2 separate regions of the Homo sapiens genome follow, and region 1 is linked to region 2. Evidence: read pairs that join two places in POLR2A ChIA-PET (ENCODE). Cell type or tissue: PC-3. All regions are shown on one strand.

The links. ChIA-PET counts read pairs that join two places held together with the same protein. Peaks named below come from ENCODE experiments on the same cell type or tissue, not always from the same donor. Only the 100,000 strongest peaks of a DNase experiment are listed, where the experiment ranks them.
Region 1: POLR2A ChIA-PET joins it to region 2 with 8 read pairs; 3 of 35 experiments call an interaction of 5 or more read pairs at or near these places.

The regions. Positions count from the first base shown.
Region 1 is chr14:65,475,688-65,478,187 of GRCh38, reverse strand. The region is part of intron 2 of FUT8 (fucosyltransferase 8); the gene reads right to left. Among named protein-coding and RNA genes, the nearest start is that of MIR625, 5.8 kb to the right of the region's middle. In PC-3, no CTCF peak of the experiment used is centred here; no DNase peak of the experiment used is centred here.
Region 2 is chr14:65,275,658-65,278,157 of GRCh38, reverse strand. No RefSeq gene overlaps it. Among named protein-coding and RNA genes, the nearest start is that of LINC02324, 55 kb to the right of the region's middle. In PC-3, no CTCF peak of the experiment used is centred here; a DNase peak (open chromatin) is centred at 1,057; H3K27ac peaks cover 1,301 bases.

The DNA.
Region 1 (2,500 bases), 200 kb before region 2:
AATACTATTGTTCTCAAAACCTCAAAGATAGATACTATCTGGGGTAGAGGGGGGAACGCTCTCTTTAAAGAAGAGTATGTCCAAGAAGAAAGACAAAGAAAAATCAATTAAATGACTATAATGGAGTTTACTTAGAGGGCTCTCAACATTTTACAGACCTGGTTCTAGAAGCTAGAATCTTCTGATTAAAGAGTTTATAACAGATACAATCTAGACTTGGCTATATTAGTTTCTGACTTTTCTGCTGCCTTCACTGATGCCTCGTAACGTTTAAACCATGATGCTTTTTACACCTAGAACTCCTTTGAGGGGGGTAAAAAAAAAAAAAGACATCACAAACCCTTAGTCATCTTTCCCTACAATTTGGTTCTATAGTTCAGATTCCTCTGACTTGACACCAAATGAGACAAACTTACCCAGGCTAGAAGATATGAGAAAAGTTCTCTCATCAACTCTTGCTATATGATTTGCTCTTAGGCAAATCTAACCCGTGCCAGAATTTAGAAGCTGACCAACAGCTTATTTCCTCTGTACTACTGTTTAACAATATTAGGGTTTTTCAAAAAAAAAATTAGCAAAGCTGTAGTCACTTGATTAGCTGCAGGTCAGATAGACACACCCAGAACAGGTCATCCTATAGGAAATCTCCTCTATATAGAAATATCTGTATAAAAATAGAATTGACTGACTTAGGTATTTTGCTAAAGTTTAAACAATGCAAAAATATATGCTCAATGAATAAATGACTAATCAAAAAGGTGCTCCTGAGCATCTAGTCTTAGCTCAAGGTGGCCCCAAGGTATTCATAGTCTCCAACAACTATATGTTTGAAGTCAGAGACCTAGGGAACTCTTATTTAGTTAACAATAGTAATAATTAACATTTATTGAGCCATTACTTCATGCCAGGAACTGTGCTAAAGACTCTGCATTTTTTATCCATATTTTACAGATGTGGAAAATTAGCATCGAAGTTACTATTCAAGGTTGCACAGATCTTAAGTGACCAAGTCAGGAGTCAGACCACACACCTGCTTTACTCCACAGCTTATGTGCTCTCTAGGGCAATTCCAGAATTCAAACAAACACCCTGATGGCCATAACTGTCCACAGAAATACTCAGAATCTTCAAGAGTGCCAAAAAAGCTTATATTTAAGTAGAGAAAAACTTTACATTTAGGTTGACTTACATTTGGAATAAATCTAATTCTAAAAATTCAATCATCCAGTATATAATTTACAGTGAAAATTTCCTAATGGTAGCTTAGAAGTTGCTGAAGTTTATGCATAAAGAATTAAGGGATAAAGATATTTAGAAGAGCTTAGTCCCATATAATGTATTCAGACCAGAGCCATTTCTGAAATGAGTAAGGTTCCAAGATCTCAGTATTACTGGGCAGAGACTTCCACTATCAGATCTATTTCTATGCTTGAGCCCAGAAGTTTAGAGATTGCAGTGAGCTATGATAGCGCCACTGTACTCCAGCCTGGGAGACCTACAGCAAAACCCTGTCGCCAAAAAAAAAAAAAAAAAAAAAAAAAAAAAAAAAATCTACTTCTTTAACTCTACCACTTGAACAAAGAATTCAAGGATCCTCTCCTTTGTGAGACCTTTCCTGACCCTCTAGACACAATTCATTACTCCTTTCTGTGTGCTACTACTGACTTTTACACCTACTTCAGTTGTACTTAACACACTAAGCAAAATTGAGTTTCACACAGCTCAAAACATTTCACACATTAACAGACTGACATCCTCACACTAACTTCAGAACATCAAATTCAATCTTTTAGATATCACCTTATTAACAATGATTTTGAGTTACTGCATGAAGCTTTGTCATTGCACAATGCTAGGAAATTGGAAGAAGAGGTATGAAGCCAGGCCTCCCTGAAGTTTAGGGGGACATGACACTATCCTGATCTATGATGAAAAAATAATAATTCTTCCTACCCCATCCTCCAGTCCTGCTCTGGACAAACCACTAGTCACATATACTTGGCAGCTGGGAGAGGGAAAAAGATGAGAGTGAAGGAGTAATTGGAGTTGTAGTTCTAATATCCTATAGTGTAGGTGCTCTCTTATCTCATCTCTTACCCTTGACTTATCACCAAGTCTCTGATTTCTCTCTTGGGACTGTGCAGGCCTACAAGTATTGCTGGGTTCTAAGCAGAAATCCTAGGTGATCAAACAACTAAAAGGCACCCATTAAGCACCAAGCTCTTACTACCACAGCAGGGTGAGAAAGACCCTTTCCCTCTCAACTTCCTATACCTACAATCCCAGTAGCAGGCCTCAAATTCCAGAGGTTGCCACCTCACCCCCTACAAGGAGGTTGGGCCCAAGACTGATTTCCTCAGCCCCAAATATGCCTAGAAATCCCATCCTTACACTTTTTGCCCCCCAAGACAAGGTCTCACTCTGTTGCGGAGGCTGGATTGCAGTGGCTCTACCATATAGAGCCTGAGCTCTATATGGTAGAGCTCAGCCTCACTGCAGC
Region 2 (2,500 bases):
AGTCTGAAATAGCATTCTTTGTCATTTGTTCTTTCAAGAAAAAAGAAAAAAAGATGCTCCATGAAAAAAAGTGGTTTGTTCAACTCACAACTCAAATAATCGCCTAAGTGTTTTTCCTAGAGATAACTATCATAGTTTGGAACACAGCAAAAGTACTTTATGCATACTTCTCATTTTGTTACACAGTGGCTCAGTCTGTTGTGTGTTTCCATAACAGAATATCACTGACTGGGTAATTTATAAAGAAAAGAAATGTATTTTTTACAGTTCTGGAGGCTGAGAAGTTAAGGGGCCCGCCTCTGGGGAGGGCCTCCTTGTTCTGTCATCCCATGGCAGAAGGCAGAAGGGCGAGAGAGCTGCATGTGCAAGAGGAGAAAGGAGGCCGAGTTCCTCCTTTTTATCAGCAACACACTCCTGCGATAATGACATTAATCCGTTGATGAGGGCAGAGCCCTCATGACCATAATCACCTCTGAAAAGTCCCACTTCTCAACACTGTTGCAATGGGGATTAAGTTTCCAACACAAGAACTTTAGGGGACATACTGAAACCATAGCACACAGATTATTTTGAAAATTGTCAATATTTAATAGAATTAATTTTGACTGCTTCACCAAAGACACTCTCTCTCTTTTTTTTTTTTTTTTTTTTTTTTAAGTAGAGGCAGGGTCTCAGACTCCTGGCCTCAAATGATCCTCTGGCCTCGGCTGAGGCCTCCCGAAGTGCTGGGATGATGGGGTGAGCCAAGGCACCCAGCCTAAGGGCATTTGTTTAAGTGAATTTGGCATTCGTTTTTCCTGCAAGTGTGTGACAGTGATGACTAGCACAGTTGGATGCTTAGGCTTTGGTTCATGCTAAAATGCCAGTAGTTTTACCCACCATCAGTGCAAATTGTCGACACAGTGAAAAAGGCAGAAAACATCATATGATTATTATGAAAGTAGTTTTGATTTCAGGAATACCTCAGAAGAATGGCAGGAACCCTCAGGGGTCTATGGATCACACTTCGAGAACAGCTGGTGTAGTGGATGCAACAAATGACTCAAAGTCAGAGACTTACCCCAGCTTTGCCTCAGGCTGGCTCTGTCTTGTGCGAGTCATTTTACCCAAGTGTCTTGGTATTCTTATTTTTGACATAAACTGGTTGGATTAAATGATCTCTATCGCCTCATTGTCACCTAAGGAACACTGTGGAGCACGGAACAGTCTTTATCGTTGACTTCTTAGCATCATTATTTTTCCTGTTTTTCTCTAATATGGCTTGCTCTGTTGTATTGTCAGGATAAATAAGCACGTATTCTCTTCTTATCCCTTTACAAAAGGGAGGGCAACTGGCTCTCCTGTAGAGCAGGAGCTCTATTGTAGAGAATGAGCTGAATGATCCACCTCTACTGCTTAGGGAGAAGATTTGACATCCGTGTATGCTATTTGAACACTGTGCCTTTGGTCCCAAATTGTTCCCGGAGTGGGGGCATTTTCAGTTAATGTAGGGGGGGGAGGGGGGCTCTTTAATGAAATTCAGCCAGGAAAATAGGGGCCAAGCTATAATAATAAGAGAAATGTGCATTTTTCATGAAAAATAAAGAAGACCAGACTGGAGGGTTTTCTGAAGAAATCTACATTATTTGGTGGTGGTGATGTATATTTGCCTTCAGATGGAAAGAAGCCAGCGTTCTCCTACTTCTCCTTTAGCCCTGTTTATGTGTCAGAATTTACCTCTTGCCTCTACAGAGCCAGCAAAAGCCTAAGCTAAGGGAAAATGCAGTGATCCCAGCTGATGCCTGAAGAGACAGAATTTGTGAGGCTCAAGAAGGGACAGGCCGGGCGCAGTGGCTCACGCCTGTAATCCCAGCACTTTGGGAGGCCAAGGCGGGCGGATCATGAGGTCAGGAGATCGAGACCATCCTGGCTAACACGGTGAAACCCCGTCTCTACTAAAAATACAAAAAATTAGCCGGGCCTGGTGGCGGGCGCCTGTAGTTCCAGCTACTCAGGAGGCTGAGGCAAGAGAATGGCGTGAACCTGGGAGGCGGAGCTTGCACTGAGCCGAGATCGTGCCACTGCACTCCAGCCTGGGCGACAGAGCAAGACTCCATCTCAAATAAATAAATAAATAAATAAATAAATAAAAGAAGGGACTGCAGGGCTGGGACTGCATTATCCTAAGAGAAGTGGTATGCCTGGGGCACCTGACGAGGGCCACATGTAAGACAGGATTGTAGAGAAAAGGAGAACATTCACATAAGACAGCACACAAAAGGCAGCACAGAAACATATCGTCGCCTTTGTGAATTTTATAAAAACCAAAATGTAGCTAACCAAGGTATGTCTTGTTTCCTCCACCTTTGTAAAGCTTTAGAATAAGTACTTGAACACTTCAACAGAAGAGTGGCATTTGGTCTGGAGAAGAGAGGTGGGTCAATATGGCAGAAGCTCTTGAAGCGAACCTCCACCTAACCAAATCATCCGGGTAGCAGATGCTCCCTGTTGCCTCTATAGA